Linked DNA regions of Mus musculus: region 2 is linked to region 1. The links are chromatin loops, found by intact Hi-C in ENCODE. Cell type or tissue: gastrocnemius. All regions are shown on one strand.

Region 1 (8,000 bases):
ATCGCTTCTGAAAACAGGCCTCACTTACATTAAAGACCAAACATGATAGGTATTTAGCGACTTGAATCATGACGTTGTTTTAAAAATTATTTATTTTTATTTCATGTGCATTCATGTTTTGGCTGTGTGTATATCTGCATGAAGGTCTGGGATCCCCTGGAACTGGAGTTACAGGAAGTTATGAGCGGCCATGTGGATGCTGAGATTTGAACTGGGGTCCTCTGGAAGAGCAGCTGGTGCTCTTAACCTCTGAGCATCTCTCCAGGCGCAATCATGACATATTTTACTACCTGACTCTGTTTTTTAGTCAGATGTTGATTTGTATCCCAGGCTAGCCTAGAACTCATAGCAATCTTCCTACCGTAAGCCTACCTTCTCTCTCTGTGTGTGTCTTCCTGTGTGTATCTCTCTCTTCTCTCTCTCTCTCTCTCTCTCTCTCTCTCTCTCTCTCTCTCTCTCTCTCTCTCTCTCTCTCTCTCTCTCCAGCACTTAATAGATGAAAGTGGGAGGATCTGGAGGCAAAGGAAAGTTTCAGCTACCTAGTGAGTTCAAAGCTAGCCTGGGATGCATGAGACCTGTCACAAAGAAACAAGCAAACAAAATACCTAACATGACACAAGGGGTAGAGTCAATGGAATGAGAGACTATATCTTTTGTCCAATTTCCCTCCCTCTCCCCCTCCCCCTCCCCTTCCCCCTTTCTCTCTGAGACAGGGTCTTACTATTTAGACCAGGCTGGCCTTGAACTCATTGACATTGCCTGCTTCTGGTTCCAGAGTACTTCAGCCATTAAAGGTGTGCACCAACAAGCCTGGCTGTTTGTTTTTTTTTAAATCAATTTTGTTTATTTTATATATGTGTCATGGCGTGTGAAGGTCAGAGGACAGCTTGTGGGGCTTGGCTCTCTCCTTCCACCGTGTGGATCTTGGAGATACAATTCAGGTTGTCAGGCTGGGTGGCCAGTGCATTTACGCACTGAGCCATCTCAGTGGGTCTAAATAAAAATGTAAGGTTCTTGTGTGACACACTGGGTCTCATCATGGTGTTTTCATGAGTCACTTGTGTGGGTGACATCTTGATAGGGAGACATTTGACATCAACTCTGGCTTCCATATGCACCTGTGTGCGTGTACACACACACACACACACACACACACACACACACACACACACACACACACACACACACACACACACCACACCATGCCAGCTGGACCTCTCTGAAGATCTGCCTGGATTGGTCTTCAATAGTCCAAGTACAGGCATTTTTCTTAAAAGCCCCTAAATGTACTAACGTTGCAGGCTAGCTGAGAACCACTGAACCTCGTTATCACCAGGGAGGTGAGGCCAGGCGCAGGTTCCTGAAGGAAAATGAAGGACCCCTTTCCCTAATATTCAGTCACATACTGACTTCTGCTTTCAAGTTCAAAATCCCAAGCTTTAGGAGCCATTCTGCTCAGTTCCAGCTAGATGCTAATTGAGTTCCCTTCTGGGATTGGATGCTTGCTCTGTATGGTTTTTCCAGAGACCCGAGGGTGAGCTGATTGGAGCCCACTGGGTAGGTGGGAAATGGCACGCTGGAAACCCATTGAGTAGCTGCTGACGGGCCTACCTTGCAAGGAGGCATTTTTCTTACAAATACTAATCTGTGCTGATTTCACCGAAGTTCTCAGCGGCATGTTTTACGACCAAGGTCCTCACATAATTATGCACGGGAAATGTGTTGGAAATTGCCTAAATGGTTGGAGGTGGGCAGGATTTGTTCAGGTATTCATGATGCTGTTCAGAAGTCAGCGTTCAGTTGGATTACCTTGCAGATGTATTTTGCTGTCCCCAGCTCACTGCTGAGGGGGAGGTGCTCTCTAGGTAGAATCTACAAGCAACAGTGCTTTTTAGAAAACTGGTGTTAATTATTTCTAAGGGTGATTAAAAAATATTTTTTTCCAGTTCCATGCATGACTCCCATTGCTGGGGACAGAACCCAGCATCTTGTCCAGGCTAGGCCAGCACTCTACTAGTGAGCCACACCCTGCCTTAGCATGGTGAGATCTTTAACTAGTCTTTCTGTTTCTCCCTCTTCCTCTCCCTCCTCCTCTCCCTCTCCCTCCTCCTCCTCTCCCTCTCCCTCCTCCTCCTCTCCCTCTCCCTCCTCCTCTTCTCCCTCCTCCTCTCCCTCTCCCTCCTCCTCCTCTCCCTCTCCCTCTTTGTAACCCAGAGCCTTGTTCATGATGAATAAACATTTTTTCCCCAGATAGATTTCACCACGTAGCTCTGGATGGCCTCGAACTCACAGAGACCTGTCTGCCTCTGCTTCCAGAGTGCTAGGGTTAAAGGTGTGAGCCAGTGGGTAAGCTTGGCATTCGTAAGCCTTCTAACAGTGAGCCACACCCTTGTCCTACAATGATGAAATCTTTTTTTTTTTTAAGTGTGTATGTGCTTGTGTGTGTGTCTGTGTGTGCGTGTGTCTGTGTGGAGTTGCACAAGTATGTGTGGATGTGGAGATGCCCATGGTAGGCCAGAGACAACAGATCCTCCTGGAGCTGGAGTAATAGTCAGAGGCCCTAGTTGGCCTTTGGGAAGCGAGCTCAGGTCCTCTACAAGAGCAGCACACGTTCTTGACCACTGAGCCATCTCTCCATCCCTGGATGATGAACTGTAATCTGGTGATTCATTACTGAAGAAATAGGGAAGCTTGTGTCTGCTGCTTTACCATCCTAGGAAGGTAAAAAAGAACGCTTCTCTATGCATCAGCTCCACCAAGCTGCCCTGGTTTCCTGGAGAAGACGGAGCTTTAAAGTAGACGTTCCCAACTTAAAATACTCACCTAAATAAAAGAAATATTGTATGCTCTAAATAGGTCTGTGGGCTGTTGCAGACCACATCTGTGACCTTGTCTGGCCCCATTAATTTACAGGGGTGGGAAGCTTCCCTGGAGGGCTAATCAATTTAAATAAAGGCCGTCTTGTTAACCACTGGTAGGGAAAAGGCAAGAAAGGACTGGACTGTGGCAGAGGCACCCTGAGTGCTGGGTGGGGAAGAGAGAAGGGGAATCTAATCTTTTAGCTGGGTGTGGACAGGACCAAAGAGGTGAATAGTCAGAACAGAGATGCTTCAGGCCAGGGACATAAGTAGCCAGAGAAATGACCAGGCAGGAGGAAGGAACCTAGGTCTAGAACAGATGACATCATTGGCAGAAGCCAAGTCTGAGCAACTGGGGCATTTAATGTCTTAATGAATTGAGGTGTGTGTGTGTGTGTGTGTGTGTGTGTGTGTTTGTTTTTGTGCCTATGGAGTAAGTGTGTGCACATGTGTGTGCATGTGTGCACATGTATACAGAGAGACCAGAGGCTGACCTCAGGTGTCCGTTCATTTTACACCTTATATTTTTAGTCATGGTTTCTTATTGAGCTCAGGGCTCTCTGATTGACTGAACTGCCTGTCTGGTGAGCTCTGGGGGGGGGGGGGCGGGGCAGGGGGAGCGGGTCATGCCTGTGTGTGTCCATTTGGAGATGTTTGTACATGCATGCAGTTGCCCGTGGAGACCAGAAGGTGGTGTCCTGTCTTCTGAATTATAAGTGGCCATGAGTCATGTTAATCTGGGTGCCAGGAACTGAACCCAGGTCCTCAGCGAGAGCATCATCGGCGCTCAATCAATGAGCCGCCTCTCCCATCTCACCAGCATGTTTCTTTTTAAACCTGGACACTGGTGCTCTGAACTCTGAACTCGAGCCCTCCGGTTTCTGTGTCAGACATTTAATCTACTATGTCCTCGCTCCAGCCCTTGGAGAGTCCCATCTAGCTGAGGATGGATTTTTCACAAAGCATCTGAGAATCTGAGAGTGGGGTTAGCAGAGCCTGTGGAAAGGGTGATGATGGGTCAGGAGATGAAGTGCAGTCTGGGCTTTTGGGGTTTGCCTATTCACTCTGCAGTGAGCGTTCCACACTCTGCCCACAGGGCTCCCGAAAAGCCCTACTCCATCTGCGGAGGTTCCTTTGTCTCTTCACAGCTCAGAGTGGATGTGACCTCCCATGCCAATCATCACCCAGGTCTCCCTGGGTCACGTGAGGGTTCCTTGCACCTGTCTGGCATTGCTTTCTGTCAGTTCCGTCCCTTAGGATTTTGTAGGAAGAGACAAAGGAGACAGGATCCAGGTCCTTTCTGGCCATCCTGGGCTTGGCATTGAGTTCTTTCTTTTCAGTCCATGTCACTTGAAAAGGGACCAGTAGATTGGGATAAGAGTTAAGATTGTTGAGTTCCCTGGCTCACACGACAGCTGGCCACCTCCATGGTTTCTCAGTGTTTTGAAACTTCACTCCTTTGACTTTTTCCTTGCCACTGTGATAGCATCCTATGGTCCAGACGCTTCTATTCAAAATCTCTGCCTTCAAGAAGGTTTGGCATCTACCTGGTGCCCGTACACCTAAGCAAGTAAGATATTCATACACATAAGATTTAAAAAAAATTTTTTTAAAGAAAATACTGGGAGCTAGAGAGATGGCTCAAGTGGTTGAGAGGACTGACTGGTTGTTCCTACAGAGGATCTAAGTCTCAGAACCTACAATGGCAGCTCAGATTTCGAGTTCCAGGGGATCGGATGCTGTCTTCTAACCTACAAGGGCACCAACTACACATAGTGCAGACAGAAGCATGCAGGCAAAATACCCATTTGGATAAAATAAAAATAAGTTAATCTAAAAAGGAAACAAGTAGCTGGGCAGTGATGGTGCAAAACGCCTTTAATCTCAGCACTTCAAGGCCAACCTGGTCTACAAAGTGAATTCCAGGACAGCCAGGGCTATACAAATGAACTCTGCTTCGATCCCCCCCCCCGCCTCCAACAAACAAACAGACAAACAAACAAACAAACAAAAAAGAAAATGAAGAGAAAAGATTTCTTAAAAAAAATAAAGAAAAGAAAGAATTTGAAGTGACATTGACTCAGACAAAAAAAATTAGTTATCTTGGGACAGGAGAGATGGCTCAGCAGTTAAGAGCACTGCCTGGTGTCTGTAGAAGGCAAAACAAGACACCAGATCCTCTGGAGCTGATGTCACAGATGGTTGTGAGCTACCATGTGAGTGTGAGAAACCAAAACCAGGTCCTCTGGAAAGGCAGCCAGTGCTCTTAGCTTCTGAGCCATCTCTCCGGCCTTAGAATTAACTTTCTTTATTGATACTTTGCTGTATATTATTATTATGATATATTGATAGTTTGCTGAACTTATGTGTTAACTCTGATAGGTTTCGTTTTCTGTGTTTGTGATCTCTTCAAAGCCTTCCTTTGCTGTGGTGATGGTGAGGATGCTGGGGGTTGAATTCATAGTACTGTGACTGCTGGCCAAGTGTTCTGCCACTGATCTATATCCACAGCCCTTCTCTAGGGTTTTATCTATGTAAGACCACCTCGTCTGTAAAGGCAGAGTCTTGCTTTGCCCTCTTCCCTTCCACTTTGCCCTGATCAGAATGTCTAGTTCAGCAGAAATGGTGTATTAGTTTTCTACTAACTATGGTGACAAGCAAGGTACCATGACCGAGGTGACTTATAAAAGAAAGCGTTGAGTTAGGCTTATGATTTCAGAAGATTAGAGTCTATGATGGCAGGATGGAGTCAAAGCAGCAGGAACAGCTGAGAGCTCCCATCTTGATCTGCAAAGCAGTAGGCAGAGAGCAAGAGCATCTAGACCGTCTTTTGAAACCTCAAAAGCAACCCCAGCTTCTTTGACACCCCTCCTCTGAGGCCACGCCTCCTCATTCTTCCCATACAGTTCCACTAACTGGGGACCAAGTATTCAAATATGGGGGTTAGGACTCTCATTCAAACCAACACAGGTGGACTTCCTTGTCTGAGTCCCCATCTCAGCAAGATGCTTTCAGTATTTTGCCAGCAAGTTTTAGGTAACAAACTGGTTTTCTTTTAAAATTACCTTTATTAATGTATTGTGTGTGGTGTATGCCTGTGGGCACATGGGTCATAGCACGTACATCTTGAGGTCAGAGGACAACGTTGTGGAGTTGGTCCTCTACAGGTTTGTGTGGTAAGTTCCTTTACACACTTCACCATCTCACCAGTACAGAGAACTTCCTTCCTTCCTTCCTTCCTTCCTTCCTTCCTTCCTTCCTTCCTTCCTCCCTTCCTTCCTTCTTCCCTTTCTTCCTTCCTCCCTTTCTCTCTCTTTCTTTCTTTCTTTCTTTCTTTCTTTCTTTCTTTCTTTCTTTCTTTCTTTCTTTCTTTCTTTCTCTTTTCTTTCCCTTCTTCTTCTTCTTCTTCTTCTTCTTCTTCTTCTTCTTCTTCTTCTTCTTCTTCTTCTTCTTCTTCTTCTTCTTCTTCTTCTTCTTCTTCTTCTTCTTCTTCTCCTCCTCCTCCTCCTCCTCCTCCTCCTCCTCCTCCTCCTCCTCCTCCTCCTCCTCCTCCTCCTCCTCCTTCTTCTTTTCCCATTTTTGGAGACAGAGTTTCTCTGTGTAACAGAGCTCTGGCTGTCCTGCACTCTCTTTGTAGACCAGGCTGGTCTCAAACTCACAGAGATCTGCCTGCCTCTGCCTCCCGAGTACTGGGATTCAAGGTGTGCTCAGCCACTCTTTTTAAAAATTGAGGCTAACTTGAGTTCTTTCTACTCCTAGATTGCTTAGTGATTTTTATCCCTCAAGAGTTTAGTGTTGTTTTTTTTTTCCAGTTGGTTTTTGAATATGTATGGGGTTGTTGGTGCATCCTCCCCTCTAAAAAACGCACAGGTTTTTCTTCTAATACCCAGTGCTTTTCTGATACCTCCACCTGATGCTTAGCTATTTATTAGAACAAGGTGACTGTATCTATTCTTATCACTGTGACTTAACAGAATCTCACAGAATAAGGCAATAAATAAATAAAGCAAGCAAGCTTATGGTTATCAGGCAAAAAGTAAACTGGTCCTTATCCATGGATGGTTTGGAATACACATGAAATCCCAGGAACTGTATAAAAAAACTGCAAGAGCTTGCGAGGTGGCTCAGTGTTTAAGATCACTCGCTGCTCTTACAGAGGACCAGGGCTTGGTTCTTAGCATCCATATCGGGCAGCTCATAACTGCCAGTAGTTTCTGTGTCAGGGGATCTGATGCCCTTCCACAGACACCTATGCATAAGTGCACATACACATGTACATCATACACACACACACACACACCCTAAAACAAATCTAAAAAGTCCAAAAACAAACTAAATATCTAAATATCAGCTACAAGTATTAAGTCGGCTAACAAGGACCTCAACAGAAGATAATACAATGACTAGCTTCCCACGCACCAACAATAAACAGTTGGGAAGTGAATTTTAAAACTTACTATTGGGCCAATAAGATTGCTCAGTGGCTAGAGACACTTGTGCACAGGTCTAATGAGCTGAATTTCATAAGACAGCAAGAGAGAACTGACTCCTTTGACCAGTGTGTGTGTGTGTACACACGGATTTTTTTTCCAAATCCATATTAGTTACAGTGGTGTCACAAAAGCACAAAGATACTAAGAGAAAAAAAAATCTAACAATGGATTTATAGTATTCCTATGTGGAAACCCTGAGAGAATTTACAAGTCCCTTCTCCAATTCTGAAACACCAAAGGAGTGTCCAACAATCAAATTCAATTCTGATACCAGTTATCCAAGACTCCTCAGACCTCCCAAATCAAGGGGTTCTGCAACACCCCAGACTTAGCCACTAGGCACTAGTGCCATGCACCTGACCATAGATAAAGGGGTTTCCACAACTATTTCCTGACCTTCAGTCTTTCAGCAGAGTGACCAGTACTTAGCAAAACACTTTGTGCACCATTCTTTTTTTTTTTTTTTTTTTTTTGCTTTTTTCGAGACAGGGTTTCTCTGTGTAGCCCTGGCTGTCCTGGAACTCACTCTGTAGACCAGGCTGGCCTCGAACTCAGAAATCCACCTGCCTCTGCCTCCCGAGTGCTGGGATTAAAGGTGTGTCCACCATGCCCGGCTTGTGTACCATTCTTAACTGTAAGGCGTGTACCT
Region 2 (8,000 bases), 55 kb after region 1:
TTCAAGGCTCTTTATGAACTCGCACCAGGCTGAATTATCCGCTGGGATAGCATATGCTGTGGATTAGACCTTCCATGTGCCCTAAAGGGCATGTATTGAAGGCTTGCTCTCCAAGATGGTATTATGAAGGAGTTGTTTCAGTTTTATATCCTATTGCTGCGATTAAATAACGGAAAAAGAAAAAAAAGCAACTTAAGGAGGAAAGAGTTCATCTTAATTCTCAGTCCAGGGTTTCTGTCCATCTTAGTGGGTGAAATCACAGGGGCGGGAGCTTGAGGGAGTTGGCCACATCACATCCCGAAATCAGAAACAGTAATGGATGGATGTTTCTGCTTAGATCCAGGGCACAGCCAGGGAAACTCAGGTGGGTCTTCCCTCTTCAATTCATGCAGTTAAGATGATCCCCTGCAGGTATACCTAGAGAGAGGTCCATTTCCTAGGGAAGTCTGCCTTCTGTCAAGTTGACAACTCAAACCCTCATAGAGATGGCGAAACCCTTAAAGTATGGGTCCTAATATGAAGTCTTATGTTATTTGAAGACTAAGCTTTCAAGGAGATTGCAGGAGTCTGGTTCTATCCCTCTCTTTTGCTTCCTGAACATGAGTTGAACTCTTGGCTCCATCATACATTCCTAGGATGATGTTCTAACTTACCTCAGACTCAAAATGATGAGGACAACTACTCATAGACCGGACTCTCCAAAACTGTGAGGGAAAATAATTTTCTCTGCATGAAGCTGATTATCTAGAGTATCTTATTTGCATGTATGTGGGGTAGGGTGTATGCATATATGGATGTGTGTGAAGGTACACTTGGCGTGCATGCACACATGAAGGCTAGTGAGTGATGTCCAGTGTCTTCTTATGTTGCTCTCTCTCTTATCCTTGAGGCAGAGCCTCTCACTGAACCTGAAGCTCACTGTTCCAGCTCTAATGGGCTGGTCATCAACTCCCAAGATCTGCCTGTCTTTAAGTCTCAGCTCTGGAAACATGGAAGTGTGCCACCAAAGTTTAGTTTCTTCATAAATTCTGGGGCGTTGAAGTAAGGTCGTCATGCTTGGGCAGCAAGCACTTTACCCACTGAACCATATTCCCAGCTCCTCAAGTTTGTTATTTATTATAGTAACAGAAAGCTGACTAATATGGTAGGTGTAGTATCTGGGGTCCATGGATTTTGGGGGTCAATGGCCACATTTTATTTAACTTATTTAAAAGCAGAAGAAAGGCAAGATAACGATAATAAATGCATAAGAATAAATAATATGTGATCTGATTTCTGGTTATCTTTCTACCAATTTAGTTGTAAATATACCTCCAGAAGAGGCCAACAAAAGAAATAGGGTTTTTCCTAAAGATTGTCATATAAAAAACAACTGGGGTGGTTTGAATGAGAATGCCCCCCCCCCCCCGTTGGCTCATCTATATGAATACTTGGTGCCCAGTTGGTGGAACTGTTTAGGAAGGATTAGAAGGCGTGGCCTCGATGGAGGAGGTAGGCTTTCAAAGGCTCATGCCAGTCACTTTCTCTGCCTTACAGTTGCAGATCAAGATGTAAGCTCTCAGCTACTACTCCAGCGCCATGCCAGCCTGCCTGCTGTCATGCTCCCCACCATGATGGTCATGGACTCTAATCCTCTGGAATAGCCAGCCCCAAGTTAAATGCTTTCTTTTGTAAGTTCCCTTGGTCATAGTGTCTTATCACAGCAATAGAGAAGCAATTAAGAAGACAGCATACCCAGTTAATTTGAATTTGAATAAACAATGAATATTTTAGTCTGAATTTATTATGAATATTACAGGGAGAATAGTCACACACACATACACAAAAAACCCAAAACCATATGGCTGGGTGTGGTAGAGCACACTTACAGTCACAGCCTTGGGAAGACTGAGGTAAGAGAATTGCAAGTTCTAGGCCAGCCAGAGCTACATAATGAGACTCTGTCTGAAAAAAAGAAAAAAAAAGTTTATTTGGAATTCAAATTAAACAGGCATCCTGTGTTTTCGTTTTCTAAGTCTGGCATTCCCACAGGAAGTCAGTGCAGCCCTGGCTGGCGTCAGCTGTGTCTGCAACCTTCCCTCCTTGAGGTACCTTACATTAGGTTCCTCAGAAGCAGGCCCTGAGATGGGGCTAGTAAGTTACATAAGGGTGTGTCAGAGACAGACCCTCAACAGGACAGGCAAAGGGTGAGGCTCAGGCAAGGGTCTGTAGGGTGCTGGGGGCTTCAACTCTGACCCCCTCAGCCATGCACAAAGTTAACCTCAGAAATGTCCAGGGTGTAACAGAGTGTTTCATCAGTGCCAGGGCAGACACAGACTCCCCGACTCTTCCATAGATCCAAGGGATATTAAGTCAAGCTGATAGAATGACAGGAATGGATACAGTTTCCTTGTGCCAACCTGTATGTCACAGAGTGCCTTATTCCTCTCTGAGAGGGCCCACACCTCATGAGAGACCTATTCCTCACAGAGAAGGCCCACATCTCATGAAGGGGCCTTTTCCTCACAGAGAGGGTCACACCTCATGAAGAGGTTTGTACTCACTGAGTAGCCTGTACCTCACAGTTGGTCCTACACCACACAGAGGAGACCTACACTTACTGAGTAGTCCACACCTTAATGATGGGCCTATAACTCACTGATGGGCCTTCATTTCCCAGAAGGGTCTATACCTCACATAAAGGCCTGCATTTCAGTGATGGAAGGGGCCTGTCCTTCACAGAGGATTTTATACTTCAGTGAGGAAGTCTATACCTCACTGAAGAGTCCTGTGCCTCAGAGATGGGCCTAGGCATCACTGGGGTGCCTATACTTCACTCAGTGATAGAGCCTGTACCTCATTTGAAAAGCTATACATTAGAGGGGGTTACCTGACAGAGGGACTTAGACTTTTCGTAGGCATCATGTCAAAACTCATGAAAGACTGCCTTATTACCATAGAAATAGCTTCTGGGTACCACTCTTCCTTGTTTGACCCTGTCACTGCATCATTAAGAGCATTCAGCTGCTCTCCTCTCTAGGCTGATGACATCTGAGCCTGGTCCCCGGAATACCTAGGTCCCACCTCATCACACCTCCATTATTCTCCATGCACATTCTTAGCCCTGCGACCTCCCTCCTAACACCCGTTCTTCCTGGAAAGCAGTTTTTAACTTCTATCAAATGGTGTTTTTTTTCCTGTTTTTTCTTTTTTCTTTTTATTCCCCCCCCCACTTTTTTTTTCTTTTTGGGGATGGGGTCTTCCTATGTAGCCAAGGCCAATCTGAAGCTTGCTATATAGCCCAAGCTGGCCTTAGACAGGCATATACCACAAGGTTTGGCCTGGCCTGGCCGGCAGCATCTAAAGGCCCTGTGATGCCCCCTCTCCTGTAATATGTCCACCTCCATCTCTAAGAAACATGCATTTCTCCTCAGGCACCTCACAGGCCTCTGCACGTCTGCGGGGTGACTTCTGCCATACTGACGCGTGTCCTGTCTGCTCTCTCTGGCTCCCAGTGGTCCCTGCTTCGGCAGAGAGTAGATCCCATTCATTTGACTATTCCTAGCACCTCATCCACATTGGCCCTTAATTGTTTGCTGGCTGGCTGGCTGGATAAAGATATTCAGCCTGTGGCTTTGCTCAGATAAACACTCAGCTACAGTTGGCTAGTGTTGCATTGCTATATGCAATGGGTATGCATGCTGATGGTAGCAGCAGAGGCATTAAAGATAAATGGAAAAATACAAAACCACCAAGCTTCATCCCTCTCGAGGTGCTGGCTTCTGCATTTGGGCCCCACCCAATCCCACAGGAATGTCCCAGTGAACGAGTCCATGATCTTCCTCATCTATCATCTGCATGTCTGTCTGTCTGTCTGTCTGCATGCATACAGTAGGTATAGGTGTGGACATACATATACCATGGTGTATCTGTAAGGATCGGAAGAGAGCTTATGGAAGCTCGTTTTCTCCTGCTACCCTATGGGTCCTGAGATCAAACTCGGGCTTTCAGGCTTGGCGGAAGGTGTTCTTACCCACTGAGTCATTTGGCCAGCCCCGGCGATTCCCCACCACCTCTATTTCCAGGTGGGGGATCCTGGCCCTAGTCCAACTCCATCTATAGTTTAGAACTGAGGGGCTCTTCCCCAGCCCCTCCCCACGGGGGCTTCTATTTGCTCACTGTCTTCCAGCACGAGGACTTACGGCTAATAGCCCAGTGTGAAGGGAACCAAAAAAATCCCATGACCCAATTTGACCTATCTTCCTTGAATACTATGCCTCTCTGTCCCTTCAACTCACAGGAGGTGACTGGATAGCTCTCATGGGGCTTGGGTCTGGTATTAGGCAGCTGATGGGCCTTAGAGAGCTGTTCAACCAATCTCCTTATCTGTTCATGGAAATAATTCCATAGGCCATGTATTTTGCTCTACCTGTTTCTGAATTTACCATTCCCTACAGATCCTAGGAATCCAGGGTTCAAAGTGGCTTGCCATGTAAGAAAGACCTAGAAGAGAGGTGTACCCCTGGGACCTAAGACTTCTTACTGTGTACGGGGCAAGGAGGAAGGCTATGCACCAAGTGGACCTGGCTGCAGACACAGCAAGGAACTAAACAGAGCAAGGAGCTCCAGGTGCTGAACAAGGTCCAGAGTGCACAGCTCATTCTGACCAGGTGGAAGAGACAGGTATGCCTAGGAGTCATGATGAAGCATGCTCCTGTTACAAGTGGACTGAGGGGGACTGAACGTCAAAGGGAAAATGATGAGGAAGAAAAGTGGAACACAATTTTCAGAGCTGGTCCAGGCTCAGTAGGAGGAGATGCTTGTACCAGGTTGGGGGGGTGGGGGGGTCTTGAGCACTCGAAGCTGCTCCTCCTCGTTCGAAGACTTGCTGTTTGCGTGGTTCAGAAAGTACTGCAATGTGCCTCAGGGATAATGGCTGGGCATTCTGATGGTACCATTCCCTACCCTCTCCACTAACTACAGCCTCTGCCACCATTCTCTTGCCTTTCCCACTGCCAGGTCTGAACAGTTGGTGATAGCTGCCTCCCTCTCTAATTCGATTCATATTGCCTGTATGTAATCCATATCCGTGCACCCATGCATCTACGCACGCATGCATCCGTCTGTAGGCTGATCCTTCAGTATATGGCTCCTTGTTTGTTTATTTCTCAAATATCACCTATAATACTCCAAGCACAGTGTCTCACACTTGGTAGCTCTGATGATTCAGGGGGACTTAAGAGAAGCCAATCAGTTCCTTTGGTGCAAGAGGGAAAAAGTAGATAGATGGTTTTAGGGTGCAGCCACAGAAGGCTATTTGGGGTGCTATGGAACACAAGGCTTGAGAGTCTGGGACTGTTGGACATAAAGACAAAGTATGTTAGCCTGCCTCAAAGGATGAGCCAGCGTCTGCTCAGATTTCCAGATGGTCAGAAACCATCTAGGCAGAGACCAATGGGACTATTACCGCCTGATTAGGAAGTAGCTCTCCCAAAGGCTTAAGGCTCCAACACACCAGTGTTCAGAGGTGGCACTTTTAGAAGCGATTAGAACGTAAAGGCTTTGACTGCATTAGTGAGTGGATAGATCCATTGATGGATTCGCCATTTTTTGGTCATTACTGGAGAGAAGTTGATACTCCAGGAAGTGAGACCCAGTAAGAAGTAGGGAATGGAGGTAGCTTGGAAGGGTCTATCTTGTGTCTTCTCTGGCCACACTCTATTATTATGCTCAGCTTTGGCTCAGGTCCAAAGCCATGGGGCCAAGTGATCATGGACCATGGACCTCTGCAGCTGTAAATCAAAACCAGTCTTGTCTCTCTCAAGTAGTTCCTCTCAGGCGTTTCTGTGACAGGGAGGGAAGCCAGGGAGCACAACGACCCCAGACGCTTGGATATCTAGATTTGTTTGGCTTCTGAGCGCTTGCTTTGGCTGTGTTGTAGGATATTTGGAGAATAATAAGAATTTGAGTTACAGATGTAGACTTAAGACTGGTTAGTTTTTTTTAAAGACTTATTTATTTTATGTATATGAGTACACTGTAGCTCTCTTCAGACATACCAGAAAAGGGCATCAGATCCCATTACAGACAATTGTGAGCCACCACGTGGTTGTTGGAATTGAACTCAGGACCTCTGGAAGAGCCATCTCTCTAGCCCAAGACTGGTTAATTTATTCACCAAATATTTATGAAGAACCTACCATGTGCCAGGGCCAGTCTATGTGTCAGGGACAGAATGGTATGTAAGGGCACTGTAGCTCCTGCTCTTGTGAGGGACACACAGGGAAGGGAGAGTCAGGACTCCTTCCCGAACTCCTCCTATCTTCCCCACTTCCCTACTCATCCAACTGTGTGTTCGTTTCTTCTTTCTCTCTATTTCAAACAAAACCACAAGAATGGAAATCAAAACAGATGAAACAAGAAGACAAAACAGAATGAAATTAAAACCACACACAACACAACATGGACTCTCGGCAACTGAGGCAGAGGCAGGTGGATCTCTGTGAGTTTGGGGCTGTTTTAGTTATATCTACATTTTCTTATTAAGAATAGTACAGCTGCTAGGTGGTGGTGGTGGCGGCATGCACCTTTAATCCTGCACTTCAGAGGCAGAGGCAGAGGCAGAGGCAGAGGCAGAGGCAGAGGCAGAGGCAGAGGCAGAGGCAGAGGCAGAGGCAGAGGCAGAGGCAGAGGCAGAGGCAGAGGCAGAGGCAGAGGCAGAGGCAGAGGCAGAGGCAGAGGCAGAGGCAGAGGCAGAGGCAGAGGCAGAGGCAGAGGCAGAGGCAGAGGCAGAGGCAGAGGCAGAGGCAGAGGCAGAGGCAGAGGCAGAGGCAGAGGCAGGTGGATCTCTATGAGTTTGATGCCTTCCTGATCTACAGAGAAAATTCCCTGACAGCCAGAGTGACACAGAGAAACCCTGTCTGGAAAAACAAAGAATAGTGTAACTACGAACACTGGAGGCAGAGGTTTGTTAAATGTTTCCTATTCTGGAAGGCATTTCTCCAAGAATGACATTTAAATGTTATTATTATCTTATTGTTTTATGTATGTAGGTATTTTGTCTGCATGTATCTCTGTGTACCACTGCATGTCTATGAGACCAGAGGAGAGAGTTGGATCCCATGGAACTGGGGTTAGAAATGGTTGTGAGCCGCCACGTGGGTGCTGGCAATCACAGCTGGGTCGTCTGGAAGAGCAGCCAATGCTCTTAACTGCTGAGCTATCACTCCAGCCCCACAAGAATGGCATTTTGAGGTACCTTTATATAATTCAAATGTTCTAGCCCTTAGAAGAATTAATATTTTGAAAATGTAAGCGAGATTTCATTCAAGGGTCGTGGAAGACAGCCAGGCACCTGGTTCTCTTCACCTGTGGCTGTAACACGAGCTGTTTCCATCTTGAACATTTGCTTGGGCTTCGCCTTCCTCCCTCAGGATGACTCCCAGGTGTTCTGAAGGAGTCACAGAAGCAAACTGTCTTGGGCTCCATGACCTAAGATAATTTTGTGAACAAAAACTTAAGTGCATATTGGCAATTCTGGTTCCTGGTTGGAATTATTCAAATAAGCTCCAGGAGGCTAGGGCTGATAATTAGAGACTGGTGGCCTCTGACCTCTGCACCTGCTTCAGGACTTGGGAGGAATGTCGTTCCACGGCCATTTGGAGGACACGCGCAACACCGCTCTCTCATTTGCCACAGTCTGGTCTTTTAGACAGATGAAGGAAACTTGAGAATTCTTTCACACCACGCAATCCTGTGTCTGCACACAGTGTGACAAATCCTGCCCAGCTTTCCCTAGCTGTAGTGGTATAGTCCAGAAGAAAGAATAGTCTTTCTTTTCCCAACAGATCCGAGTTCAAATTATGCCATTTCTTAATTACATGACCAGGTAGGTTATGTAAACTTTCTGAGATTAATTTTCCTTGTTTGTTTTACGTGTCAGTATTGAATATCAAAGGATGTCTCAATTTTTGGCTGAGGCTTCAAAATTCTGGTACTAAAAAGTCATGTCAGGGCTGGAG

Evidence for each region. Peaks named below come from ENCODE experiments on the same cell type or tissue, not always from the same donor. Only the 100,000 strongest peaks of a DNase experiment are listed, where the experiment ranks them.
Region 2: it touches region 1 in a loop (2.1-fold over the local background); 3 of 42 quality-filtered maps call a loop at or near these places.

What each region holds. Positions count from the first base shown.
Region 1 is chr11:88,804,108-88,812,107 of GRCm38, reverse strand. No RefSeq gene overlaps it. Among named protein-coding and RNA genes, the nearest start is that of 4930556N13Rik, 43 kb to the left of the region's middle. In gastrocnemius, no CTCF peak of the experiment used is centred here; no DNase peak of the experiment used is centred here.
Region 2 is chr11:88,748,990-88,756,989 of GRCm38, reverse strand. No RefSeq gene overlaps it. Among named protein-coding and RNA genes, the nearest start is that of C030037D09Rik, 34 kb to the right of the region's middle. In gastrocnemius, no CTCF peak of the experiment used is centred here; a DNase peak (open chromatin) is centred at 4,070.